Linked DNA regions of Homo sapiens: regions 2, 3, 4 and 5 are each linked to region 1. The links are chromatin contacts, found by Hi-C or POLR2A ChIA-PET in ENCODE. All regions are on one chromosome and are shown on one strand. The core of a region is the stretch at or near the end of the contact, and the rest is flanking DNA. Distances in the headings are between cores, read along the strand shown.

Region 1 (5,659 bases), core at 1,585-4,084:
ATGTTGGCCAGGCTGGTCTCAAACTCCTGACCTCACATGATCCACCCACCTCAGCCTCCCAAGGTGCTGGGATTACAGGCATGAGCCACCGTGCCTGGCCTTGCAAATGTTAAGTTCTAAAAAATTAAATGAATAAGAGTTGAAAAGGAAATCAACATTGTTAAAGCAAAATATACCAGAAACAGTGTTGAGTTGATGTCCCTGGATCATCTTATGTGTATAATCTTTACAACAACTGTGCAAGATGATTGGTTTTACCTCCATTTGTATACATAGAATTTCACAGGGGGGTAAATAATTTCCCAAGATTGCATGGTTCAAAATGGCAAATCTGTCATTTGAATGACTTGGGTTTTCGATCAAAGAGTTTCGAGTCTATAGTTACAATTTACTCACTAATTGGACTTCCACAAATTGCCCTGGGTGAGTTTGTCTGTAAGTATATGTGTTTATACACATGTAATACTTAGTTTGGAAAGTAGGATCAAGTGTTTTTAGATAGTGAGGAAATTAACGCAGAAGACAAGTAACTTGGTTAAGTATTAATTTTCTGGTAGTAGAATCAAGAATGAAAGGATTTTTAATTTTTATGGGTTCATAGCAGGTGTATATGTTTATGGGGTATGAAATACTTGGACACCGGCATGCAATGCATACTCACATCATGGAAAATGAGATACTCATCCACTCAAGCGTTTATCCTCTGTGTTGCAAACAATCCAATGATTCTCTCTCAGTTATTTTAAAATGTACAATTAAACTATTTTGACTATAAAATACTAGGTATTATTCATTCTTTCACACTATTTTTTGTACCCGTTGTGCTATAAAATACTAGGTATTATTCATTCTCTCAAACTACTTTGTGTAACCATTAACCATTACCACCTCCTCCTGACCCCACACTACCAGGAAGGACAGGATTTTTCATAAGGCGATTTTGGAGTTTCAGAAGTCAGAGTTCACAGTAGGTATTGGAGAAGCTACACAGCCATAAACAGTCTTCTAAGGAAAATGGCAAAATGCATACTCTGAATTAAGCTTTAAAAAAATCAGATAGGGCCAGGCACAGTGGCTCGTGCCTGTAATCCTAGCGCTTTGGGAGGCCGAGGCAGGCAGATCACTTGAAGTAAGGAGTTCAAAACTACCCTGGCCAACATGGTGAAACCCCATCTGTACTAAAAATATTTTTTAAAAAATTAGCCAGGTGTGGTGGCAGGTGCCTGTAATCCCAGCTACTTGGGAGGCTGAGGCAGGAGAATTGCTTGAACCTGGGAGGCAGAGGTTGCAGTGAGCCAAGATCATGCCACTGCACTCCAGCCTGGGTGACAAAGCAAGACTCTGTCTCAAAAAAAAAAAAAAAAAAAAATCAGATAGTTATTTAAAAAGTTGCAAATGTTTGGTGTCATGTGAGATGCCTATTGAGGGATGTGCGGGTGGCATCCCTGCCTGAGATCCTCTTCTTTAAGAGCCATGCATATGTACTGGGATCATTTAAAGGAGAAAATCTTCTATTTTTTAAGAGTGTCAGAAGTGAAGATTTCACACCTGCCAACAGAAGGTGCCGTCAAAAAAAGACAGTGGAGATGGAGCTGCTCCTAATGGAAGACTGTCAGACAATGAAACTCACCTCCCATTTCCCGTAGACCTCTGTCTTTGCTAGACAATGGAGGTTGCCAGTTGGTCAATCAAGTAAGCAACCCCTTGCTACTAAGTCAACCAGTCAGTGTTCTATTCCTGCAGGCAAGAGACATCCTGGGTAAAATGCCCATAGCTAGTAACTCATAGGCATTCAATATCTGATTATTTAATTAATACTGCTTTTAGAAATTTAAAAATAATAACTGCGAATGCCAACAGCTTTCGGGCTCTGCAGCAAACCAGTGGAGGCATTTGGGACTTTCTTTTTCAACTGTTCTCATTGGGGCTGAGACTATCATCAAGAAGTACCAAATAAACATATTTTCAAAAATCGATGTTATTTTTAGATTCTTTGGATCCTTGTTTTTGGCATTAGCAGCAGGAAGAAACCTTGTGTTTTGAAACGTTTCTTTTCTAATTGTGCTGTTACACACACAGTTGGACAAAATGTCTGGTTTCCTTTGAGAGAGAACCATCAGCATAAACAAAGATGGTAAAACAGCTTCTTTCTTTTTTGTCATTATTCCTGTTCACTGAAGAGAAAGGATGGTCTACCTCAGAGGTTACACACTGGTGGCCTGTGGTTAGCATTTAGACTGGAGATGTATTTTGTTTGACCAGCACACTGTTAAAGCAAGCAAACAAACAAACAAATGCAATTTAAAAAAGGCAAACAAACCCTGATGTTGAATGCCTTTACAGGAGGTCTGATAGTCATCAGGCTTTTGCAATTTCTGTTTCTTGTATGACTCTTGTAGGTATTTTATTATGCAGCCCTGGGTCTGCGGAGAACAATGTATGCACAGCCAATTGTTTTTCTCTCATAAAGAAGAATACTGATTGAGTGGTGGTAGAGGGTGGTTAAGGGAGTCAGCAGAAACCTGCAGGTAATCTACCTAAAATCGTGACTCCTCCCCCACCGAGTTTCCACCTGCAACTATATTCTTTCTGTAGAAGACTTTGGCTAGACAGGGGTTGGAGTCCACTTTACAGGACAGGCTACTCCCAGGGAGGAGGAGCTGTCACAGGATGGGTCTGTTGTAAGGACATTAATTAGACCATGGTGCTAGGGGATGATGGACGGGGAGGAGCGAAGCTCTGAGCCCACTCCAAGGAAGTTTCTCTTTGGGTCCTTTGATCCTTTGGTTGGTGCAATGAGGTGAGTCTGCACAGGGCCTCTAAAGGGCTCGTTGCTGCAGGCTTCACCAAGCAGGCTTTGTTGGCAACAGGAAATATTCCCCAAGGTCAGAGGCGGTGACTTCATCCACATTTAGAAATCAGAAGGTGAGAATTGACTCAAATGCTTGCGGCTTTCCTACTCAGTTCAATATTTTGGAATATGTACAAAATTTCTTTCTAGAAAGTTCCTCAAACTTTTAGCACACAGAATGGCTCTAATTCGCTACTAATCCATCCTTTTTACCACAGATGTTTACACTCATTTTCTTAGGACCAGAGATTCCATCACATGTTTTTAATCCCCTGCCCCTGACCCCATAACACTCTCCCCAAACGCAGAGCAAGGCAAACCATAGGGCCTAATAAGTGGTTAATGGGTTGAGTTCATTTTCAGTTCCTTTTATTTCACACTTATAGGTTGGGCTATAAAAAGGTCAAACTTCCCTTGGTGATAGCATATTACTACTAGTGGTTGAAGCTCAGAAATAATAATAGTCTGGATTAACTGTACATTTTCAAACCATAGAAACCAGCTCAAGTTTGTGGTCAGGGCTTCTATTTATGCTTCCTTTAAAGAGTGTGACAAGGGTTAGATGAGTTCTGGTCTTAATCCTTTTAATTCAATGTGCACCTGTCCACTGCAAGGACACATGAAGCATACAGACCTTCTGGATTCAAATATGGCAGAAAGGAAATGGCCCGGGCTCCCTTCTGGAACATCACACACTGCAGCATCTCAGCCTTCCAGAGTGCCTTTATTCCATTCTCAACCCTGGGCCCATAGTTGAGAATCAGAATGTACTACTTTTTGTTTCCTTGTTTGTTTTTAAGACTTCAAAACACACAAGATTTTCATAACAATGTCTGTATACCAGGATATTATTTTAGGGTATAATTTCTGTAATAATGTTTGCCAATAGTTGATTGTCTAGACTGGATAAATGGAGTGATATGCGATCATCCCTTGTATTCACATATATTTCTACTACATTACCATCTATGTTGAAGGTCCTTTAACAGAGACATAAGAAAGAAAAGTATTGACTGGGCACGGTGGCTCATACCTGTAATCCCAGCAATTTGGGAGGCCGAGGCAGGTGGATTACCTGAGGTCAGGAGTTTGAGACCAGCCTGACCAACATGGTGAAACTCCATCTCTACTAAAAATACAAAAAAAAAAAATAGCGAAGCGTGGTGGTGGGTGCCTGTAATCCCAGCTACTAGGGAGGCTAACGCAGGAGAATCGCTTGAATCCAGGAGGTGGAGGTTGCGGTGAGCTGAGATTGCACCACTGTACTCTAGCCTGGGCGACAGAGTGAGACTCTATCTCAAAAAAAAAAAAGGATTATTTGAACATTATCACTTCATGTAGGCAAACTTACAAAATTTCTACCAAATAGTCCTACATATTTGAATTAAACACTCTGAATGAAGGTGATTCTGTTTTTAATGTTTACTCCTTCCCCTGGGCCAGTAGGTGATGAGTATCTCTCTGTTCATGAGTGACTGGGGACAGAGCTATCACGTTATTCTGAGTTTTTGAATTTTCATTTATATGTCCATGCCTTCTCTTCGTCATCATGCAGGAGATTTACTGACATAAAAATTATTTTGTAGACTCTTTATTACTGCTGCCGATGTGCCTGCTCCTCACAGAGATATCTAACATTGATCTCTTCTTCCTGCCTCTTCCATGATCACCTTCTCAAGCTGCCTGAGGACCTCCAGGGTCCTAGTTCCTCTTTGGTCACCTCCTTATTAGTGAGGCCTGGGGTTCTCTCGTCCACTTGCATGCTAGGTTCATGACCTTACTGATGACATTTTTCTCTCTCTCATATTACACTTGTAATGCACTGGGTATTCCATTTCTTTAGAAGTTCTGACTCTGGCAACAGACTCAGTCCTGCTGTCTCAGGCATGAGAGGGTCTATTGCCCTAACCCCAGTGTGATGGTTAGTTTTATGTGTCAACTTGACTAGGCTAAGGGATGCCCAGATAGCTGGTAAACATTATTTCTGGGTTTGTCTGTCATGGTGTTGTTTCTGGAAGAGATTAGCATTTGAATCATAAACTGAGTAGAGAAGACCTACCCTCATCAATGTGGGCAATACCATCTAATCTATCCAGGGCCCAAACAGAACAAAAAGGTGAGAGAAGGGAAAATTCACACTCTTGAAATGTGAAGGTATGATTTACTGAGGAAATGCTTCCTGGAGACAGGGACATTCATCTCCTGCCCTTGGACATCAGAGCTCCAGGTTCTTAAGCCTTCAGCCTCAGAGACTTCTATGAGCAGCCCCTCAGCTTCTCAGGTCTTTGGACTCAGGCCGAATTATACCGCTGGCTGTCCTGGGTCTCTCATTTGCAGATGGCATATCATGGACTTCTCAGCTTTCATAATCACATGAGCCACTTTCCATAACGAATATTTTCTTGCATCTCTTTATTTTGTAATTTTTTATTTTTTGAGACAGGATCCCACTCTGTCACCCAGGCTGGAGTGCAGTGGCACAATCTCAGCTCACAGCAACCTCTGCCTCCCAGGCTCAAGCGATTGTCCCATCTCAGCCTCTCAAGTAGCTGGGACCACAGTCATGCACCACCATCTGTGGCTAATTTTTTGTAAAGATAGGGTTTCTCCATGTTGCTCAGGATGGTTTTGAACTCCTGGTCTCAAGTGATCTGCCCACCTTGGCCTCCCAAAGTGCTGGGATTACAAGCATGAGCCACCACACCCGGCCCATATCTCTTTATATATATCCCGTTGGTTTTGTTTCTCTGGAGAATTCTGACTGATACACCCAGCGGCCTAAATAAGGAAAAATTAGCTTTCTAGGTG
Region 2 (5,659 bases), core at 2,081-4,580, 400 kb after region 1:
AATCCCAGCACTTTGGGAGGCCAAGGCGAGCAGATCACCTGAGGTTGGGAGTTGGAGACTAGCCTGGCCAACCTGGGGAAATCCCATCTCTACTAAAAATATAAAAAATTAGCCAGGTGTGGTGGTGCTTGCCTGTAATCCCAGCTACCTGGGAGGCTGAGGCACAAACATCGCTTGAACCCGGGAGGCAGAGGTTGCAGTGAGCTGAGATTGGGCTACTGCACTCCAGCCTGGGTGATAGAGCAAGACTTTGTCTCAAAAAAAGAAAGAGAAATTACTTTGATGGTGAAGGTTTTTATTTTGGTTTGCTGTTGTTGTTGTCTTGGATGTTATTTTGGTGGCGTATTTTTTTGCATTTATATATTTCATAATCATATAATTATTGGCTTCTTTTTTTTTTTTTTTTCGAGACGGAGTCTCGCTCTGTTGTCCAGGCTGGGGTACAGTGGCATGGTCTCGGCTCACTGGAACCTCTGCCTCCCAGGTTGAAGCGATTCTCCTGCCTCAGCCTCCCGAGTAGCTGGGATTACAGGTGTGTACCACCACACCCAGCTAATTTTTTGTATTTTTAGTAGAGATGTGGTTTCACCCCAGGCTGGTCTCGAACTCCTGACCTTGTGATCCACCCACCTTGGCCTCCCAAAGTGCTGGGATTACAGGCGTGAGCCACCGCGCCTGGCCTATTGGCTTCTTTTTAACATTTATTATTAATATATATCTCCTCAACTTTTGGGGGTTTTTAGGGTTTTTCCCCAGCTTTATTGAGGTATACTTAACAAATAAAAATTATATATATTTAAGGTGATACATTGTAAAATGATTACCACATCAAGCCAATTAACATATCTATCACCTCACGTGGTTATATCTTTTGTGTGGTGAGAACCCTTAAGATCAACTCTTCTAGCAAATCTCAAGTACACAATACGTGATTATTAACTATGGTCACCACACTGTGCCTCAGATCTCCAGAACTTCCTCATCTGGCATACATTTTGGCCAACACCTCCTCACTTCCTCTTCTTTCCACCAGTAACTATCATTCTAGTCTCTGCTTTTATGAGTTCAGCTTTCTTAGATTTTACAAATGAGTTCATGCAGTGTTTGGCTTTTTGCGTCTGGCGTATTTCATTTAGCATAATGTCCTCCAGGTTCATCCATGTTATTGCAAATGGCAGAATTTCCTTCTTTTTTAAGGATGAATACTCTTCCTTTGTATATGTATACCACATTTGCTTTAACCATTCATCAGATAAGGCACACTTAGGTTGTTGCCCCAACTTTTTGGGAAGCTCCCTAAGTTGGTGTTCTGACCATGTCTGCTTACTTTTTGGTTTAAGCCCAGCACTTGGAATGAAGTAGGCACTCAGTATACATTTGAATGGATGATTGGTAGTTTTGTAGGGAGAAAAGCAGATACTGTTTATTATGCTGACAGTTCATTATTAAAGTAAAATTTATATATAGTAAAAATGCAGAAATCTTTGTAGTTCCATAAATTTTGAAAAATATGTACCCAAGTTACCATCACCCAGATCAAGATAAAGAACATTCCCCCATCCCACCAGCAAGTTCCCTTCTGCCCCTTCTTAGACGTGACCCGAAGGGCTTTTCTCCTTCGTTTTTTCCTGGAAGCTTTCTACGTTTAACTTTCACATTTTGTCGGTGATCCATCTCAAATTAATTTCTGTATATGATATGAGTAGGGGTGTCGAAGGTTTCTGTTGTTGTGCTTTAACAACTATTCCTTGTTCCTTTGATGAAATCAAATAATCAAGACTTGTATATAGAAATAGATTTGTCATTGGGAAATGGATCTCTGTATCTCTTTTTCTCTTTTATAATTGAACCATGGTTGCTGGGGATAACTTAGAAACACAGGAAAGGGCTAATTTTCTGCAGTGATTGGATGGCTCAAGGCAATATGTGTAGGACAGGTTACTCCAGTCAGACCTACGTTCAAATCCAAATGCCACCAGAGGTGAGACAAGATAGTCTTAATACTCAAATGTACAAAATAAATAGCCAGAGACCTCACCTAACAGGGTTCTTTTTAATGAGTAAATGAAATAACATGTGTAATACAGTCATCACAGTATAAACATCACAGTCAACGATGCCTGCTAGCTTTACACCTGTGCTTGTGTGTGTACATGTTGGGGTATGATATTGGAAAGAAAAACAAATCTCATAGCGATATACGGTGAAAAAGGTCCCTGAACTTGGATGAGGGTTCCTCTTTAAAAAGGAGGAACCCTTTTTATATTTATATCCTATCACACACAGAGTCACTCCCCTCAAAGGGAGAGGAGGCCCTCTTCTCACCTCTGAGGCTGCTCATGGCAGGAGCTCAGTCACTGCCAGTTCTCTGAGCCATTGTGGCTTCTGTCCTCACAATGAATAAACCTGGAAACACACTGTTTGAGTCTCTTCCTGCCTATGGGTTCTAAGTGCTGCTGTCTGAGCTGTGCCTGCAGCAGGCTTCCTGCTTCTGGTGCTCACTGCGGGGAGGGGAGCCATCGGTTGATACCAGGAGAGAGCCTGCTGCTCTGCTGCCTTCATTAGAAACAGGCAGTCTCCTTGTCTAAAAATAGCAAAAGTGGGAGAGTGGGGAAGAGCAGCAGCCATGCTCAGGGCTGAAAGTGAGAAAGGCAGAAACAAGCAGATCTCTGAAAGCCTCCTGTATGGTGGCAGGCGGCTAAGCATTCTGGGTGCAGTGACTGTGGTCAAAGCTTTTCTACTTCCCTGGGTCCGTGTTGGGGGGTTTTGTAGATGTGTCCACACACTCAGCCAAGGGCTGAGCATGAAGGAGCCGCTCTGTCCTGGCAGGAGCATGAGATGTGCCACACGCTGATACTGTCCAGGCTGCAGCAGGAGCGCTAGTGCTAGTGCTTGAGAATTTCCACACCCTGTAGTATCCTCACCCACTCCCTGCCCCAACCAAAGGTGAGCTTTTTCCCAGTGGGGCACAAGGTGTTGGTTTGACCATCACTTCAGAAGCGCCTGGGTCACGCTGGAATGGGCTTGCCCTTAAGCAGAGTGTGGCTCTGGTACTAAACAAGTCTTTGCAGCCATTAAGTGAGACCAGGCTGTATTTGTGGGTGTTCTCTGCAGGTAGAGCTTTCCTGTCTACATTTGTTATCAGTTAATGTTCTGGTAGCTAAACTAAGAGCAGAAAAGGAATTCTTTCCAAGGTCTTACGATAAATCTGTCTATGCAAGCAGACCTCATCAAAGCCCCATGAAAACAGGCAGAGTCTCAGAGGTAAGAGTCCTGTTGATACTCCTGTTTGCTTATCCCAAAGAGCTTTACCCTCTCTTGGCCTTTCTTTCTCTTGTACTATCCAAACTGATCCTCTTGCTGGCCTTGTGAGATGGGCTGGGCATCTTTCCCACCCACAGATGAGGAACCAGGAGCTCAGTGTCATAACTTGCCCAGCATTGTAACCAGTAATCAGAGACGCAGAGCTTGTATCAAGGCCTCTGCCCTTCGCCTGGATATTCTCTGAGGTTTCTTCCCCACATGACAGTTTCTGAAGGGCAAAAACCTCCTAACATGAAGCAGCCTAAAATGTGGCATGAATTTAAGCAAACTTAGGGGGCAAAAAAAAGACTCCATTTAACTTTGATTTGGGAAACATTTTTCTTTGCATGACCCAGCAATTATGACTCTGAACCCAGAGAGGGAAATATAACCCTAACTCACTGTTGGCCAGGCAGTATACAATATTTATATAGTCACAATACTATAAACTCTATGTGTCAATTTTCTAATTTTAGAGCCAATCTGTGGACAAAGAGGGAGCAATTTTGTTATAGCTGCAAGATAGGATATAAATATGAACAGCCCTGACAAAGTAGAGATAAAAGTTGTTCGGTGTTTTTTAAGTGTGTCTAATATAAAGTGAGAGGGGAAAGCAGGGACAAAGATGAAATAATGTGGGGAGTTAAAGGATACGGTGTGTGGTTGATGGAATAAAAAAGCTCACTAGGTATGTTATTTACAGTTACAAAATAAAATATAAATAGCAAATGTTGGAAGAAGACACAGGGTAGAAGAGGGTAAATGTCCCTCATAGTGAATCAATGGATGCTACCTTAGGTTAAGAATCTTTTAACCCCTGATTCATCAAAAGACATGAAGGGAATCGCCAGAAAATATTAAAAGAGAAATCCCAAAAAGGGCTGCTGCCCCTAGGGAATGGCGGAGGGTGGGGGTGGGGAGGGCAGGAGGTTGTTGCTTTTCATCAGAAGTCATCTGTGTTGTGTGCTTTATTATGATGTTTATTACTTCGATTAAAACAAATTGAGGCAGTGAGAGAATGACTTTTAAAAGACAAAAACTGTGGATAGTACCATATGTTCCCTCAACAAATGCTCTCATGAGAATTAGCTATAAAACACTCATTAGGTCTGCAAACAGAAATCAGAGTGTTCCAGGCTATAAAATTATCAATGACTGTTTTCAGCAGTCCAGCCAGGCTAATGCTCTCCAATGAAGCCAAACTAATGTTGCTGATAACCAAAAGAATCTTTTTTTTTTTTTCTGTAAATGACAGAGGCCTGTGTGGCATCAGGGTGCCATTAACGTTTTCTCCTAGAGAGACAGCCAGGAAGAAAAATCGCTCCTCCTGTACTGCTCTCACCTGTGAGAAGTTTATGACTTGTTCGGAGAGCAGAGCACAGAGCCCGGGAAGAGTACTGGCAGTTTCTGTGTTTTTACAAGGGAAGAACATAGCTGAGTAGATTAACAGTTTCCTGTGTGGCTTGTTGCAAATTACATGCAATTAGCCCTCAGACAGCCTGAATCGAGAGAATTGTGGCAAAACTTGATGGTGCAGAACCTAGGCAGGCAGCCAGACTCCTAAACCCAGTCACGTAAATTTGCTGCTGTAACTGGATCTTCCCAAGCCACAAGTCTGAGAAATGGTGGGCACTCTGACCTGACCACTAGATTTTCAGGATATTCCTCCTAAGAGAGGTATCCTTGCTTCTAAGTGACCCCTAAAACAGAACCTAGGAAACTCTCAGCCAGATAAATTAGAAATTGATTCTAAATAGGCTTGTGCCCAGGAAATCAACAATGCAGTAAAAATATCAGGACAAAAGCAAGAATACTTCCCAAAGTCAGAACTGAGGAGCAATGAATATTAAATTGATCAATGGCATAGACATTTAAATGAAAATCCTTTTTTTAAATGTATATTACTGGCCAGGCACGGTGGCTCACGCCTGTAATCCCAGCACTCTGGGAGGCTGAGGTGGGTGGATCGCCCAAGGCCAGGAGTTCAAGACCAGCCTGGCCAACATGGTGAAACCCCATCTCTACTAAAAATACAAAAAAAAAAGTAGTTGGGCATGGTGGTGCGCACCTGTAGTCCCAGCTACTTGAGAGGCTGAAGCAGGAGAATCGCTTAAGCCCGGGAGGTGGAGGTTGCAGTGAGCCAAGATTGCACCACTGCACTCAAGCCTGGGTGACAGCGAGACTCCATCTCAAAAAAAAAAAAATTATATTACCTTTACTGCTTGGGGCATCTTCAAGAGAAGACTTTGCTGTAGACTATGGATGCATTTATTTGAATTAGATGACTTATTCTTGCGTTATCTCCTTACTCTTTTGATAATTACATTTCATTATTTTTTAAGCCACAATGGACATG
Region 3 (5,659 bases), core at 2,121-4,620, 370 kb after region 1:
TATGGTTTTTTGTTTTTTGTTTTTTTTTTGAGACAGAGTCTCTGTCACCCAGGCTGGAGTACAGTGGCGTGATCTCAGTTCACTGCAACCTCCACCTCCCGGGTTCAAGCAATTCCCCTACCTCAGCCTCCCGAGTAGCTGGGACTACAGGTGCGTGCCACCACGCCCGGCTAATTTTTTTTTAGTAGAGACGGGGTTTGGGGTTTCAACGTGTTAGCCAGGATGGTCTCGATCTCCTGACCTCTTGGTCTGCCCGCCTCAGCCTCCAAAAGTGCTGGGATTACAGGCATGAGCCACCACGCCCAGCCTGTTCTTTTATGTTTCTTAATCTGCTGACTCCTGCCTTGCAAACAGACCTTCCTACCCCCACCACCTCAGATGGTGGTGGGTAAAGATGCTCATGCGTCTTGCTAAATCATCCCTTAGGACATTAGCTCTCAAACTGCCACTTCTAGTGATCTAACATTGGGCAAGTTACTTGCTCGTCATGTGCCTCAGTTTCCTCATTTGTAAAGTGTGAATTACTATACTACTGCCCCCAGAGTTGTTATAAAGATTAAATGAAATAACAATTAGAAAGCATTTATACCTTGTGGCACATAGTAAGCCCCATAAAACATTTGTTGAAATAAAATAACCAAGTGATTTGAGACACTAATACCTTGCAGCTGCCGCATAAGTCTCACTGTAAAGGGCATGATGTTTTTGACAAAAAGCCATCATGGAGTGCTTTGTTAGAGTCCTTTCAGGAAATGGAAAACACACTTGGAATTTCAAAGGGAATTGGTTACAGAATGTGGGGAGGCTGGAAGACTGAAGGGGGAAATTCCAGAAACTCAGGTAAATAACTGCAGGAGGCAGCTCCCACCATGAGCTCTGCCACGATACCTGCTGCCGCCTTGGAGAAGGGACAGTGGCGGAGGATGCTACCTGAAGAGCTGGGATAGTGCAAGAACATAGCCACCTCCAGAGACACTGCCCTGAAATGGAAGAAAGATAAATGAGAGCAGAAAGCCAGCAGCTTCTGTCCTCCTGCCACCTTCTCATCCAACTCCTGCAATGCCTTGACTGACAGGACCTAGTCAAGAGGCCTATGGGATATCGTTTGCAACTCTGGGCCCCAGCATTGCAAAGTAGAGTTGAGATAGGATAAAAACAACCACAACACATGGAGCAAAAGCTAGATAGACACAGGATCTTTTTTAAAAGAGAGAGAGAGGAAAGGGTCAAAGCTTTACAAAGGTAGTGTGAGTGCAAGAACAGGAATCAATTTAGGCTTTTATAGAAGTAATCATGGAACCAATTTATTCTCATGCCATTGTAATAGTACTATGTAAAGTAGCCATAAATTTTTTAATGATCTGTGCAATTAGAGACTCCAGTATTTACCAATAAGTCTGTCTGACAATCAGTAATGCATTCCCTGGTACTGTGCTGGTTGTAAATACTCATAGAAATGTCTTAGCTAATTCTAGACACATGGGATAGATCTTTAGTTTGAGAATTCCTCAAAGAGGCTTGTAAGCTTGAGGAACCCAAGTGAGACTCCCTCTGATAAGGCAGGTGACACAGTTTGGGAGCAGATAGCCATCACCCATGCCCTTACAAAACATTTCTGCTTTATTACCAATACATCATTTGTGAACCCACCACCCCTGCAACATCTTATCTGAATCTTTCTTAGTCTGGAGCAAACACAGAATGAGGGGAAAATGTGGTCACATTCTTTCATTCTTAGTAAAGAAAGGATTTAGTCACCTTTTCCCAAGTGTCAAGAAATGAAGTCATCAAGCAAATGATACCACATGTTTAGAGAAGCAAAAACCTTCCTTATTCTTCAGTCTCTTGAAAGAAGGATATTCCATTTTAAAAATCAAAACCATTATAGCATTACCAGTGAACCTGAGTGGTGTCACATCTCTCTCCAGTTGTGGCTGAGGCACATGCTGAAAAAGTTGGAACCTGGCTGCGAGTGATGGCTCATGCCTCTAATCCCAGCACTGTGGGAGGTGAGGCAGGAAGATCTCTTGAGCCCAGGAGTTCGAGACCAACCTGGGCAGCTTAGCAAGACCTCATTTCTACAACAACAACAGCAACAACAACAAAAAACACATCTGAGCATGGTGGCACGTGCCTGTAGTCCCAGCTACTTGGGAGGCTAAGATGGGAGGATTGCTTGAATCCAGGAGTTCCAGGTTTCAGTGAGCTGTGATCATGCCACTGCACTCCAGCCTGGGCAACAGAGGCGAGACCTTGCCTCAAAAAAAAAAAGGAACCTGCAGAAGTTTTATAATATGCCTGTTAGTTTAGTTTTTCCTCCCCACCCCCAGAAAAAAAAAAAATAGAAGAAAAAACATGGATTTACATCACATTAGTCTGCACCTGGATTTTGCCAGATGTCTTTTTTCCTTTTTGACAAATTATAGAATTACTTCTGAAGTGATTAGCTTTTCAAATGATCCCTCATATATTTCTGCCAGGGCAGGAAATTGAAGTGAATTTTTCAGATATCTGACATTATATGAAGAATAATTTAGGATTCAGCATTAATTCAAAGAACATTCACATTTTTTGAGGAATTCATGTGAGATAATATTTCTGGGTACTTTTTGTGTGTTACTAAGATTTTTAAATCGATTTAGTTTATGGATAAATCATATTGCCAAAAAAAGTGGGAAAACTGTTGGCCAATTTTTGAATATTTTAACTGACAAAAAAAAAAAGACTTCTTTATCCATTCTTTGCCTCTTAATTCTGGAACTAAAACACTACATCTTTATTTCCCTTGACTTAAAACACTAGTGCTATGTCTCTGGAAGAATGGTTTGCTGGTAGTGGATGTACCTTTGTAGACACTCTTCAATTCTCTGCCCTCCTTCGTGGAGCCTCTAGAGAAATGCTTCTCAGTGTGACTAGCTCCTACATCAGGGTACCTACCTCTAGAAATGGAGCCCTGAAGTCTGCATTTTGGCAAGCTCCTTAAGAAATTCTTACCCACACTAGGATATAAAAGTTCTTTGGAAATAAACTCTTCTCCCCTCTCTGTTCTTTCTGAGTAGTGAAACAGCACCTGTCTGTGGTTCAGCTGAGACACAGCTGGACTCTCTGAAGAAATTAAGAGGACATAACATGTAATGCCAGAAATATAAAACCATAGCAAAGTGGATATGTTTTCAGATTCTAGTAAGGAGAACAGGACCTCAGTTCCTTTCTCATACTTCAGACATGCCTGGACAGGCCCTAAGCAAAAGTGACTTTTTGCCTTAAAGGTGTTAAAAGAAAAAGTTCAGCTGAATTAAATTGAAAGGAGTTTACTTGAGCAGTGAACAATATGTGAATCGGGCAGCCCCCAGAATCATATAGCAGATTCAGAGAGACTCCAGCGCCGACACGTGGTGGAAGAAGATTTATGGACGGCAAAAGGAAAGTGGCGTGCAGAAAACCGAAGTGAGGCACAGAAACTACTGGCTTGGTCAGAGCTCGGCGTTTGCCTTATTTGAACACGGTCCGAACAGTTGGCTACATCTGATTGGCCAAGACTCAGTGGTTGGCACAAATGTAAACTATGGTTGGTTTACACTTCCGCTTGTTGTATAGTTATCGATGTACAGAAAAACCTTTAGGCCAAACTTAAATATGTAAGGAGGCAGCTTTAGGCTAAACTTCATTTAACAAAGGTATTTTAGGTTAGCAACACCTCTGGGAAATGCTTCAGCCAGCCCCAAACCTGCTTCCCAGTGTGGTTCCTCTGACCTGAAGCCAACATACATTTCTGCCCAGCAGCTATTCGTGACCTCCCTGAGTCTACAGAGATCCTTGGTTCTGTAGTCAAGCAGGGTAATTCTCTTTCAGATTCCTTGGCCTCCACTGACTCCCCCTCTTTGCTTAAAGGTCAGTTTGGTCCTTCTGAGCCTTGAGAGTCCCCCTCTCCACCCTGACCATTTCACTCTGCTGTTTGCTTTGTCCACGTGACAGTTGCACTCTTGGGTGAAGCTGGCCTTATGCAAATTTCGTCTCACCCTAGAGAGCCCCTGGCCAGCAGCCTCACACAGGGCAGCACCCTTCCCAGGAGCTTGTCCATACCCATTCAGCTGCCTTCCCTGCCATGGCCTCTCTTCGAGACGTTTCCCTTTGGCCCAACCACTGTATTTCCATTTGCCTTCTGAGCCTAGCTCTTGTGTTGTGTACAAAGTAGTGTTCCCTGTGTGGGCCTGGGATCTGTAACAGGTGAACTTCCAGGTTCATGTTACCAGTTCTGGCCATGTCTCCTCCACCCAGAGGTCCTCTAGCTGGGGGGTCTGCAAGAATCCCAAGATTCATTTTTGTTTCTCTGATATGCTTCAAACATACAGGAAGAGTAACAAACAATTTCTTCCAAGGCAAGTAGAAAGTTGGTCCCGACATCCTCTGTTTAATCCTTCTGTTACCTGTGGAGTCATCACCACAGTAGTGAGCCTTATCTCCTGTAATTTAAATGACTTGTTGATTTGGGAGGGAAGGAATTTCACTGGGGAAGTCCACTAACATAAACCTGCTGCTGAGGACTCATTCACTTCACAGCACCAAGCTGGCCCAGCCTCCCCACAGACAGACCAAACGCCTCTACCACAACCTGCCTTTGCATTTAGTTCATGATAGTTATGGGTGCAGGAGAATTAGGTAAGTGTAAGGAGGGAACTAGGAGACAATGTTAAACTCTCCATTCAGAATAATATTAATCTAAAATGGAATCATTTAATAACCTGTTTTCAAGGATAAAGTAATAAAGGTGACATGTGTAATGAAGTAATGGAGCTCATTATTTTTCCAGCCAGCCCTATTAAAAATTAGTGTGTGGAAGGTCACAAATAACTTAAAAATGACCAGATTTGTTTTCAAAATGAAGGATTTGGCTATAATGCAAATTTCATCCTGAAGGCTACATGGGGAAAAAAATAATGGTAGAGTTTCTCTGTCTTTTCTTTCATTGCTTCTCATCACACTGGAAGAATGGTTCAGACTAAGCACTTTGTCTGGGAGAAGATTTTTTGTCTTTTATTTATGTATGAGTGCATTTCAGTTGGTGTCCTCCTAATTCCAACCACCCTCACCTGCTGCTTTCTGTGTGGTCACTGAGTTGTGACAGGAGAGAGGCCAGGTATTCGAAGGCCAGGTCAAAGCTCATTTAGGGAACCGGTCGAGCCTTCGCCTTTTCCCTGTTCACCCTCCTGCCTTTCCAACCTAAGTGGTAAAACTCATCCTGAAAGAATCACGGAGCTTTGGAGATGAGAGGGAACTTTGGCCATCATGTCATCCAGCCCTTTTATTTATTAAAAAAGGTATTGATTGATTTTAAAATTTATAAATTATTTTTGTAACAAAACTCTATGCCCAGAGTTTAACAAATAGTCGTGTAACATGTGTTAAGAAAAAGAGCAAGCCGTAGTCCACCTCCCCCTACGTCTTCATGTGCAATCACCTTCAACTCTTTGAGCTGATTCCTTTGGCAATTACTTTGGTTTTTCTAAATAACATGCTTATATTGTTATTGCTTGATCTATTGGGTGTAGGCATTAGCTAATAACTGCCCACTATAGAAGACGAAGATTTAGCTGTCTTTTCTCCACCCGACACATACCACGTATGTGTACTGTTCCCACCCCCTCCTCCTACACCCTTC
Region 4 (5,659 bases), core at 2,102-4,601, 360 kb after region 1:
CCTGTTCTCCCAAGGGTTCAGTTACCATCTGTGTACTTGCAACTTACTCCCCACACTTCTAGCAATTCCCCTTGCCTGTCCACTCCCCAAACTTAAGCATCCACTAGATTCCACAAGCTCAGCATGCCCAAAATTGAATTTAGCCACTTACCACCCCAGAGTCTGCCTCTCTACCTGGGTCCACGTCTTATGGAAGACCACCACAATCCACCCAATTACCCAGCCAGAATGCTGCCATCATCCCTTGACCCCTTCCTTCTGCTTACCACCCACGTGCAGTTACTCAGCAACACCTATCAGTCCTCACTCTGCAGTATCAGGATTGCAGCCCCTTCTCTCACAGTACCTCTCCTGATTCAGCCACTGTGTTTTTTGGTTTGCAGGTTTTATTATTATTTTTTTTTTTGCATAAAGTTGTGGCCCCAAACAGGTCTCTTTGCCTCCCATCATGTACCCATTCAATCCAATTTCCACACACACACACTGCAGCTAGAGGAATCAGTTTAAAATATAAATCTGCTCTTGCTGATTTCTGTTAAAACCCTTCCATGCTAATAATAATAATAATAATAATGCTAAAGGAAATAAACGTCCATGGATTCCCTGGTGCCCAAAGTCCTTAACTTTCACTTAACACATTTCCTGGCACACAGTAGACACTCAATGGTTATTTGATGAATAATGCAATGAATGAATGGAATTTTTATCTAACACCACCATTTCAAAGGGTAATTAAATTATTAGAAAAGTAGACACTTGAGTTAACTTTAAGATGTTCCATCAACCATGGTTAATTTAAAGCCCTTAATGCCTAAAGGCATACTCCCCTCCCACCAAGAAAATAGTACCTGGTCTTCAAGTTTCTTTTTTGAAGTCAGTGTTTTTTAACCTTTTTAAATCCCTTCATCCCACCCACAAGTGAGTCATGCTGCCGGTGTAATAATGTCTACAAAATCCTATAATATTTCCTGGAAATATTAGCCACCATTATGTTGAAACTTCACTGAAATTCTCCATACGAATAATTTGTCTAAAGTACTAAAGCTTAGTTTCCTGAATAGAATATAAGAGTTAAATTAATTTGTTAGAGAAAATTAACTGTTCTAAAACTTCAGAACAATAATGCATTCATGAACAAACACTCGTGCACCTATTATGTATCTAGCACTACACTAAGCACTGATGATATAGAAAGCTTTTTAAATATTGATTAGTTCCTCCCTCAATAATTTAATAGTCTCTTTTGAGCCGGAGATTGAAACATGTGACAGATCTGTAATGAAACAATTGCTAATATTTCTGCATATGCTACTATGGGTACGCGGAGAGAAATAAGAGAAAAAAAGACCAATTCTTCCAAAAGAGAGCTCACAGAGAAAAAGATATTTCAACTAAATCCTGAAAATGTAACCCAGAGTTCATTAAGAAGAGAGACAGGAAGGGCATCTCAAGGAGAAAGAACAGCATGTGCAAAGGCCTAAGGGCAGAATGAACATGGTAGGTTCCAATATGGCAGAAGGGTGAGCTGAAAAGTGAACATGGAGGCAGTCGAGTGGCAGAATGCAAGGCTAGAAATGGACACAGGATACCTACTGCCAGCCATGGTTGAGCCAAAGACAAATCTAGGCGTTTCTGCCACACAAAAGGAAGCAACCAGCCACCCAAACCAGCTCTCAATGTTACCCAGTCAAAAGAGATCCTGAGAATTAAATTTCTGCAAAATCCAAGCTCTTATCTGCTGAGTGAGATCATTCCTTTAAGGAAGAAACTCACCACTTGAGACAAAAGTGAACTCTTTGTTGTGGTGCTATGTGGTCTTGGCAGAGGTTTGTTTTCCGGTCTTCTCTGCTCCTCATTATACGTGATGCTGATAAAGAACAAAGAGTTACTTCTTTTTCCAGTCTTTTGGCCCTCACTCCATGAAATGCCATGAGTATAGGTCTCCTGAGTATCTTTTCCTCATTACACGGCTCTCACCCTGATCGCATTTCCTTGGTACTGCCGAAAACCTTTTGATCATTGCTGTTTCTTCGTTTAGAGAAATAACATTGACCTAAGAACTATGATGTAGAAAAGCAGTTCTCAAACCTTTTGGTCTCAGGGCCACATTACACCCTTAAAAATTATTGAGGACACCAAAGAGCTTTTATTTATGTGGGTGATAGCTATCTATATTTCACATATTAGAAATTAAAATTGAGAAAAATTTAAAAATATTTATTAATTCTTACCAGTTAACAAAAAAAATTGCGTGTTAACATCAGTCAATTTTTAACATAAATAATTACAAAATATAATTATATTTTCCACAAATAATTTAGTGAGAAAAGTGGAATTGTTTTACCTTTTTGTTTGAAATCCTTAACGTCTGGCTTAATAGAAGATAAGTTGGAGTCTCACATCTGCTTCTGAATTCAATATGTGGTGACATCACAGGTCATGTAACATCTAGAAAACTCTACACATATGAGAGAATGAAAGTGAAAAAGGCAAATAATGTCTTATGATGATGATGAAAATAATTTTAACATCACAGATCTTCTGAAAGGGTCTCAGAGACCCCTTAGTTTCCACCCCACATCTGAGATCCTCTGATTTAGAAGTTTTAAAATACAGCTGGGCACAGTGGCTCATGCCTGTAATCCTAGCACTTTGGGAGGCCAAGGCAGGCAGATCACCTGAGGTCAGGAGTTCGAAACCAGCCTGACCAACATGGAGAAACCCCGTCTCTACTAAAAATACAAAATTAGCCAGGCATGGTGGCGCATGCCTGTAATCCCAGCTACTCAGGAAGCTGAGGCAGGAGAATTGCTTGAACCTGGGAGGCGGAGGTTGCAGTGAGCCGAGATTGCGCCATTCTCTCCAGCCTGGGCAACAAGAGCAAAACTCCGTCTCAAAAAAAAAAAAAAGAAGAAGAAGCAGTTTTAAAATACTATATTGAAAGACAGGAGTTTATTGAAGGTCTATAAAAGTTAGCAGATAGAGATGATAGGTTGATAGGTGTAGCAAACCACCTTGGCACATGTATACCTATGTAACAAACCTGCATGTTCAGCACATGTATCCCAGAACTTAAAGAAAAATAAAATAAAATAAAATAAATAAAAGTTAGCAGATAGAATGTTAAGGCAGAGGCCAGTGTGACAATAATGGCTTCTTCCTTGTAAAACAAGTGTAACCACTGTTTGAGAGAGTGGAGAATTAAGGTAAACATAACTTATTTTTTAAACATTCAAAAATTTCTTCCCCTCAAAGAAAAACAAATTCAAGGTTTATCTTTTTCTCCCCTCAGTTTAACCAGAAAACAGAATGCTAAAGAACTAGAAAATGAACCACCTAGAAAGCAACTTAAGAAAAGAAAGACACCTGAAATTCATGCTTGCTAGTTCTGTGACCCTGAGCAAGCCACAATCTTTCTATTCTCAGTTTCTGGGCCTAAAAAAGGGCCTTCCTCTTCCTCATACATGTGGATGGTTTGAGATATGCAATGTGAATGTTGGATTCCAGACTCTAAAGCCCTCCACAAATGTTATTTATTAGGATGATGATATTATTATGATTCTAAGACTGCTCGAGGGACAAATAAACCTTCCCTTCTCTTTAAGTGGAGAGATTGTCCTCCATTCTTCTCTCATTTGTGTGTCCCAAAGTCCTTCTCCAATTAAGTTCTTGCAAGCAGCCTCTGGGAAGGCCCCAGATGAGCTGTGTAATCTAAGCTCTGAGATTCCCAAGGCTAAACACAATTACTCTAATACACTTACTATCAGGCTACCCCTTTATGCAAACTTCTAAAGGAAGAGAGACACTGCCAAAAACATATTCAGGGGAAAACATAAAGAGGCCTCAACTTCCCTCTCCCCCTCCCTCCAAGGAAATTCTCAAGCAATATTAAGCCAAGAAGAATTATTGCAGCAAATAGTGAATGTAAATAAGGATGGCCTTGCTGCCGCTTAAGCAGCTTCCATGGACGTGTCCTCCATGAAGTCCCAGGCTTCAGCAAGCATGATTGATGGTGAAGTACATTTTCATTAGTTCAGGTTCCCAACACACTTCTGAAGTTGTAGACTGCTGTTTAGACAAAGATTGGAAGTGAATTATACGTCTGACATAAAACCATGACCTAGAAAAGAGCTAAAGGGTAGGAAATGTCAGTGGAAAGTCACAGAAAGAAAAAAGCAACCAGAAGTAACTTGGCTAAATTGGGCAACATGAGTAGAAGATTAAACATTGGCATGTTTAGAAATTCCCAGTCCCAAGTTAATAAAACCAGGGTCGTGAGAATTCTCTATACTTTACCATCTGTGCTTATCAACTCACCCATCCTCCTCCCAGCACTAGAAAAACATTGTTTGGAGAGGGGGGAATGATTCTTTAGCAATAAAACATTTGAATTTTACCTCAAGTAAGACTTTATTGCAAAATCTGGAGAGAAATTTTAACTTTTAATTTGCTCTAGGAAATTCTGATTTAAGTCAAGTCATTTTGGACAAATAATATAGCCAATTCATCGTATTCATCAGATGAAACAAGTTCATCTCCCTTTCCATATATATAAAATAAGCGTCTTGTCTTCTATTCAAATAATAACTAAAATGTTAATAAATAATAAAATATTCACTTTTAAATAAAATAGTAATGTGATTTTACAGTAAATATCTGTATTTGTCCTTTTCCTTTCTGTCTAGCTTTGAAGGCTTCACCGTCTAAGAAACGGTGCAATTCAATCGCCGCCCTAAAGGCCACTTCACAGGAGATTGTGTCCTCAATTAGCCAGGAATGGAAGGATGAGAAGCGGGATTTGCTGACTGAAGGACAAAGTTTTAGCAGCCTTGATGAAGAAGGTAAAGATATGTAACTTTTTTAAAAAGACAAACGTTCTTGTGATTTATTTATACAAGTAAATTTGCAGAAGAAAAATTTAAAAATACCTGCTCTAAGAAATAAAATATATTAATTAAGTTTTTAAAGGATAGCTGCAGTGGCCGGGCGCAGTGGCTCATGCCTGTAATCCTTACACTTTGGGAGGCCTAGGTGGGTGGATCACTTGAGGTCAGGAGTTCGAAACCAGCCTGGCCAACATGGCGAAACCCTGTCTCTACTGAAAATACAAAAAATTAGTCAGGCGTGATAGCGGGCGCCTGTAATCCCAGCTACTTGGGAAGCTGAGGCATGAGAATCACTTGAACCCAGGAGGCGGAGGCTGCAATGAGCTGAGATTGCACCATTGCATTCCAGCCTGGGCAACAGAGCAAGACTCTGTCCCAAATAAATAAATAAATAAATAGGATAGCTACAGTAAGATGCAGTTCATGCACATTTTAACTACCACATAAAAAATACAATTTATGGTTTACGATAAAAATTAGACAATACTAATTCAAAAAGAAAAATGTCTGCTTCCACTACCTGATGGTAACAAATACTAACATTTTGTTGCTTTTACTTCTAGACCTTATTCTGTACATGTACACATACACATATGCACGAGTACACATACACACACATACACTCAATGTAACAATAAGTTGTCTCTTCATTTAGGTCTTCTTTAATGATTTATTTTTTGGTACCCACTGGTAATACTCAGGAGGTACTACACGTTCTTTACTTTGAAAGCTTCATAACCATGAGCAGGTACCAAGAGAAGGAAAGAAAAGAG
Region 5 (5,659 bases), core at 836-3,335, 320 kb after region 1:
TGCCCTGAGTTTAGAATAATAAAATTGCTGTCCAGTAAGCAGACTTAAGAAATAGATTAGAAACAGCAAAATTTTAGTAATGAACATTAATAAAGATAATCACATCCCATTTTTAATTATTATATCAGCATGAAAACACATCTTTAGTGGAGCATTATTTTGTCAAAATAGAAGATTGTAAATATATTTTTCTTTTTTTGGTTTCTAGAATTTAAACCAGAATCCAAGGACTCTTTTGCCAAAATTTTACGGACTGTATTGTATGCAATCAGGAGGCATTAATATCAGGATTGTGGTGATGAACAACGTTTTGCCACGCTCCATGAGAATGCACTTTACATATGACTTGAAAGGCTCAACGTATAAGCGAAGAGCATCCCGTAAAGAGAGAGAGAAATCCAACCCCACATTTAAGGACTTAGATTTCCTGCAAGACATGCACGAAGGGTTGTATTTTGATACGGAAACATACAACGCGCTTATGAAAACACTTCAGAGAGACTGCCGGGTAAGGAAGTTTGATTGTTGTGATTTCCTTTGAACTCTGTGCTCATGTAAACTGTGGCTGCCACTTATTGAAAGCATAGAAATAAGGAATGTCCAAAGTGGCAGACATGTGGAATCCTATCTTTCCCAATCCTGGCGCTGAGCCATGCTTCCCTGATATTGAAGGAATTGGTAGATGATAAGGGAGTTATCTAGAGTCCTTAACCTACATCTCTGTTGATTTTACTAATAAGCTAAGTCAGCTTTCTTTGATAAAATGAAACAAGAAAGCTTTGTTTTCTTTTCTTTCTCCGCTGTGGGGAAGATAGTTTAACTAGAAAGAAATAGAATTTAGGTTTAATGTGGTGTTGAGTAAGAAAAGCCGTATAGAAATCTTGGAAGAAGTAAGACTCGAACTGGGGAGACAAGTTTAAAGAAAATGTACTTGGGATTAATAATGGCTCCCTAGAGATCAGTGTGGATGCAAAACTATGATATGAGCAGCACGTTTGCTGAAATTATTTTATGTGGTCTGAATAAGAGGTGAGCAGGAATGAAGCTTGCCAATTAGGGCAGACACCATTCCATGCAAACTTAGCTGGAGTGATTGTCCAAAGTGGGGAGGAATTCCCCCAGGCTGCAATGCTTTAAAAAAAAAAAAAAAAAAAAAACTAAGGGAAGATTTTTTCTAACATGGTGAAAAGAGATAAAAATTTTTTTAGAGAAAAGAAAAATGCAGTGCTAATAACTTCTGAAGGATAATAATCATGGGAGAACCGTCCAGCCACTTGGCTAAGTTGGGTAGTGGAGGTGGGCAGAAAGCATGATGGCACAGGCTGTGGTTTTCTGCACTTTCCATGGGCCTGGACGGATGACCCATGTTGTTATAGGGGAGGGGAGACACTTCTCTGCCAGACCCAAACTCACGTGAAGGTGAGGAAGACAGTCTGACACCCCTTCTAAGGTATAAAGTAGGGAATTTCCACTAAGGAACACAGGTCTACTGTTTCTGTTTTTTTTTTTTTTATTTCTTCCTTTCTGCCTGTTATAGCTTGCATGATTGTGCACAAAAATGTGTCCTTAGAATTGTTTTTCTTTATTGACAGAGATGTTACTCCTATTGTTTAGCTACCGTTTATTGAATGCTTACAGTATGCCAGGTTAGTCTAAGGTTTTTTTAATGCATCATTTCACTTAATTCTCTCAGCAATTCTTTGGAGTCAGTACTATTCATACTTCCATTTTAATTGCTGAAGAATTGGGTTCTTAAAGAGATTCAGAAACTTATCCAGCATTACTTACCAAGTCAATGACAGAGCCCACATCTGTTTGGGTACAAAGGCATGTGCTTCTAACAACTAAAACTTAAAGTCTCACTCTGAGGATTTTTTTTTAATTATCTTTTCAGAAGTCAGGGAAGGAGCAGTAGGAACCAAGCAAACAGACGAACAAAAAACGTCCAGCAGATATTCAGATATCTGAGTGGATTTGAGTGATGCATGTTTTTCTATTCAAAAAACGTAAAAACAGAACACACATATTTTAGTAGAAATCTTTTTCCTGTGTTTTTTCTGCCCTTTACAGGATGTGGGTAAAAAGTGACTCTCAATTCCCCAGAGTTTAGTGTCAGCCTCTCCAGTTTTAAGTTTGCTTTCTCTTTTGTGTGCTTCTTGCCTCTTTAGTATGGAAAGCCTTTATCTGCTGCCTTCTAATACCACATGCTTCTCTGCCAGAAAAAAAAAAAAAAGCAAATGTAAAAGAGCCATTGCTCAGGATTTGTCTATTTATTAGTGTTTCCTGAGCTCAGGACTGAGACCGCGAGGTCAAACCAAACTTTTCATCACAAGTGAGACCCTGGAGATTTGCCTTTTTATTTTTTATTCTTTGGCAGGTTTGTTGTTCTAAGGAACATAAAGGTCAAGGTAGAGGTATCCTGAGGCTAACTCCCTCTTACTCACTGCATTTGCAGTTGTACAAGACACAGATCCTGGACATTCTTCAAAATATGTACATCTGCCTTCAGAAAGGCTTCTCTTGGGCTGGTATGGGAGTGTGTAAATGCTGAGCTGTAGGGGAACTCAGCTCCCTTCCCTGATCTGTCCTGACCATGACCAAGTCCTCTGGGATCTGGATTCAACAGCTGGTGCTCTGAGCAGAGCTGCCTCAAGGAAAGCCTATTTCTGGAATGGTGAATATTAATATTTAATAGTCAAGGGCCTCTTAGTAAATCGTATGAATGCTGTGAACTCTCCTCCCCCCAAAAAATGCCCATCCTCGTGATGGATCGTGAATCTCTTGGAGCCCGTTGTTCCTTCCCTTCCTTCTTCCCCAAGGCTCAGAATCCCCTTCCTAGAGTTACCTCTCTCTCTCTTCAGGTCATCCTCTGAAAGGCCAACTCACTGGATGATTGCAATAGGATATGTGGTTGACATCGCCCCAATATTGCCCTTGCTTTGCAGAGCTGAGCCTCAGTGCTGGCTGAGGGGCTGCAGAGACCCAGAGGGTCTGCAAGGTTAGTCTGAGCTGAGGCCAGCACCTATCAATCAGGAATCTCCTCTGCTAAAATTCCTGTGAGACAGTATGGCTAAGGCTCTAGAAACAAACCAGTTAGAGAAATGTATTACTGTATCAGCACCCCAGGCAGAGAAAGGTGAACTAAACCTATATTAGGATATATGCTTCTATTCACTTATCAGCACATATTGCAAGCACACTACATGCCAAGCATGAGGTGCACGACCTTTATTTTTTATCAATTGCCATACAGTCTAGTATGTGCAATGATATTATATTGTGAAGATTAGAGTAGGGAACATTGTAGCTTGCTTTTAAAGGATGAGAAGCTTTCTCCGGATAGGCAAAGCAGTAGAAGCATATTTCTAGGATAAGAGAACAATAGGTATGAAACAATGGGTGTGAAATAGCACAATGTGTTCCGGGAGCTATAGTTGTTTGGTTTTGGGGCAGTTAATAGGGAGAGCATGTGGGGTAGAAGAGGAAAGTGGCCACATAATATGAGAGCCACATATTGTCAGAAGACCCTTTCTGGTGGTGCCAGGGAGCTCTTAAGGACTTAGCAGTAGCAAATCCAAGAATCCCAGACCTTTGGACCCCAGCTTCTTTGTTGTTCCCAGACGGATTTGTTAAGCCTCTTAACCTATGGCTGACCTCCCCCTGCTTCTTGGCGCCCCCACCTCTCCTTTCATATTTTGGCTTGACATCTCAGACCCTGGAATTCTATTTCCTTTAGCATGAGTGCTGGCCGGAAGGGCCAGCTTGACCTAGCTTATTCCCTGCTCCCCATGGACTGCTTCCCTGACTGCCAATCAGAGCTGCCGTTTCTGAGCTCTGCGTCTGAAAAGACCTGAACAGCCTCATCCTGCACTGAGTCCTCCTGACACATACCATCTTCTCCTGGCATCCTTGTGGCAGCCCCTGAGTCCCTTTGCCTGGCTTCCCCAAGCCCAGTCCCAGACCCCTGTGTATAATAAGCCTGCCCTTTGGGATGGTTCATTCCTGACCAACTCCTCCATGTAGCACATTGGCCACTTGGAACTATTCTAGAAAACTGATCTTCTTTTATGCCTCAACCCTGCTGAGCCCAATTCCCCCACAGGATCAGAGGGCTCTTTCCAAAAGCAGGCATCCAGATGTCAGGTTCTGCACCCCATCTCCACATTGCTATTCCCCATTGGCTGTGTGTGGTGGGGGAGAAATGGATATGTAAATGATGAGTCCCCTTTCTTGAAGGCTTTCCTATCCCTTGGTCTGACCCTCTATATGCTCACTGCCACAGCCATCCATACCCACAAGTTAATTTGAGCCAAGGAAAGAGTGGTGACATTGAGTACTACAAAGACATCACAGATCACTTGCTATCAAAACCAGAAAGCAGGATTTATTCAAACCATCCCCAATGGCTCCCACGTGACAGACAAGCTGAGATGCGTGTCCTATTTGAAAACTGCTCATCCCAGGTACCCCTTCATCTTCCGCCAGGCCTGCACCTCTTCTAGTCTTCTGTGACCCAGGGAACATGACCATCGTGCAGCCAGATACCCAGATCTGCACCCTGAAGCTACTCCTTCCTCCCTCCTCTCCCTCTTTCCCTGCATGCAGTAAAATCACCATGTCCCAGTCTGCCTACCAAATAACTCATGGCTCTGCCCCCTCCTCACTGTAGGCACAGCCACTGCTTTTATTGAGACCGTGGTTATTCATCACCTGGAGTTTTGCTGTAGCCTCTTTGCTGGTTTTCATTATCATTGCCTTCCATCACATCCCCACCACTGCTGCCAGACTGATCCTCTGATCAGAAGACTTAACACTCTCTGGCCAAGGTTCCCCACTGCTTTTGGGCGAAAGCCAGTGATTCCCAGCTTGGAACATTAATATCCTTCCTGATCTGGTCCCTGCTACATTCTCCAGATGCGTTCTTCAGCTTCTGTCTCCAGCCTTCTCTCTCCCCTCTCCTCTGATACAGATCCCCACTCTCCAGCTCTTCTAATCTACTGGCCACATTCTCTAAAGGTTTTGGTTTTTTTATGCATGCCTCACTCTGCTGGACCGTTCTTCCCCTCTTCTACACCTGGCCCTCACCTGCTCGTCTCAGGACTACTCAGGGATCAGTTCCTCCAAGACCGTGCTGTTGTGGTTCCCCATGCATCCTGGGCTTACTTCTTTCATGGGACTTAATACACTGTTACTTTTTCACATGTAAATCCTGGAGCCTGAGGAGCAAGGCTTAATCTATCTTTATATCTACATGCCTGGTTCTTAGTAGGTACTTAGTAAGTGTTTATTGGAATATGTATTTGAACAGAGGAATAATCAGCTGTCTAATGATTTAAAAAAAGAGAAAGAAAGGTTTAGGTAAGAAACCTGTCTTTGGTGATTTTTGTGTATCTAGCTATTTTTTAAGTTCTGCCTATTTTGGAGGAAGTATCCAGTTTCACTGCAATGCCTGCCAAAAATTGCACTGAGAATTTAATAAAGTAGATTATCTCCATTTTGAATCACTTGGGATTATTTGAAAAGTTGTACTGGTTGTCCTCCTATCAAGAGTCATTTGTGTAACAAAAGTACATTTATATTGCAGTGAGTTTTCCCATGGAAGCAATGTTGTAAATGGTCATTAGACTTTTTTTCTTTCCAACTTTTATTTTAAGTTCAG

What was found. A loop is a pair of places that touch in the nucleus more often than their neighbours do. ChIA-PET counts read pairs that join two places held with the same protein, here RNA polymerase II (POLR2A). Pooled maps may share reads with other maps.
Region 2: a loop to region 1 is called in a pooled map, with 6 times the contacts of the local background. The contact joins two enhancer-like sites. A Hi-C loop is called at or near these places in 9 of 50 pooled maps. POLR2A ChIA-PET finds 5 or more read pairs at or near these places in 4 of 52 experiments (CD4-positive, alpha-beta T cell, Panc1 and activated T-cell).
Region 3: a loop to region 1 is called in a map of K562, with 8 times the contacts of the local background. The contact joins two enhancer-like sites. A Hi-C loop is called at or near these places in 26 of 168 maps with a recorded cell type or tissue (A673, B cell, CD4-positive, alpha-beta T cell and 17 more), 25 of 37 single-sample maps with no recorded cell type and 33 of 50 pooled maps. POLR2A ChIA-PET finds 5 or more read pairs at or near these places in 3 of 52 experiments (Panc1 and activated T-cell).
Region 4: a loop to region 1 is called in a pooled map, with 6 times the contacts of the local background. The contact joins two enhancer-like sites. A Hi-C loop is called at or near these places in 18 of 168 maps with a recorded cell type or tissue (B cell, CD4-positive, alpha-beta T cell, CD4-positive, alpha-beta memory T cell and 12 more), 24 of 37 single-sample maps with no recorded cell type and 29 of 50 pooled maps. POLR2A ChIA-PET finds 5 or more read pairs at or near these places in 1 of 52 experiments (activated naive CD4-positive, alpha-beta T cell).
Region 5: a map of sigmoid colon shows a loop between it and region 1 (2.3-fold over the local background). The contact joins two enhancer-like sites. A Hi-C loop is called at or near these places in 3 of 168 maps with a recorded cell type or tissue (GM12878, left cardiac atrium and sigmoid colon), 1 of 37 single-sample maps with no recorded cell type and 10 of 50 pooled maps. POLR2A ChIA-PET finds 5 or more read pairs at or near these places in 1 of 52 experiments (activated CD4-positive, alpha-beta T cell).

What each region holds. Positions count from the first base shown.
Region 1 is chr9:68,575,102-68,580,760 of GRCh38, forward strand. The region is part of intron 2 of TMEM252-DT (TMEM252 divergent transcript); the gene reads left to right. Among named protein-coding and RNA genes, the nearest start is that of LINC01506, 31 kb to the left of the region's middle. Within about 2 kb of position 2,835, at least 2 of the 41 ENCODE cell types and tissues checked have a DNase peak (open chromatin) inside an H3K27ac peak, as active enhancers do; they include GM12878 and OCI-LY7, where a contact is called at or near this core.
Region 2 is chr9:68,977,266-68,982,924 of GRCh38, forward strand. All of the region lies in intron 14 of PIP5K1B (phosphatidylinositol-4-phosphate 5-kinase type 1 beta), which reads left to right. Among named protein-coding and RNA genes, the nearest start is that of PRKACG, 34 kb to the right of the region's middle. Within about 2 kb of position 3,331, at least 7 of the 41 ENCODE cell types and tissues checked have a DNase peak (open chromatin) inside an H3K27ac peak, as active enhancers do.
Region 3 is chr9:68,946,386-68,952,044 of GRCh38, forward strand. All of the region lies in intron 14 of PIP5K1B (phosphatidylinositol-4-phosphate 5-kinase type 1 beta), which reads left to right. Among named protein-coding and RNA genes, the nearest start is that of PRKACG, 65 kb to the right of the region's middle. RefSeq lists enhancers at 352-1,028, 3,458-4,077, 4,078-4,697. Within about 2 kb of position 3,371, at least 3 of the 41 ENCODE cell types and tissues checked have a DNase peak (open chromatin) inside an H3K27ac peak, as active enhancers do; they include GM12878 and OCI-LY7, where a contact is called at or near this core.
Region 4 is chr9:68,930,205-68,935,863 of GRCh38, forward strand. PIP5K1B (phosphatidylinositol-4-phosphate 5-kinase type 1 beta) reads left to right here. Exons shown (of 16, transcript NM_003558.4): 13 at 4,686-4,841. Among named protein-coding and RNA genes, the nearest start is that of PRKACG, 81 kb to the right of the region's middle. RefSeq lists an enhancer at 1,827-3,026. Within about 2 kb of position 3,352, at least 4 of the 41 ENCODE cell types and tissues checked have a DNase peak (open chromatin) inside an H3K27ac peak, as active enhancers do; they include GM12878 and OCI-LY7, where a contact is called at or near this core.
Region 5 is chr9:68,894,131-68,899,789 of GRCh38, forward strand. It overlaps PIP5K1B (phosphatidylinositol-4-phosphate 5-kinase type 1 beta), which reads left to right. Exons shown (of 16, transcript NM_003558.4): 8 at 209-508. Among named protein-coding and RNA genes, the nearest start is that of PABIR1, 120 kb to the left of the region's middle. RefSeq lists an enhancer at 2,019-2,168. Within about 2 kb of position 2,086, at least 4 of the 41 ENCODE cell types and tissues checked have a DNase peak (open chromatin) inside an H3K27ac peak, as active enhancers do; they include GM12878, where a contact is called at or near this core.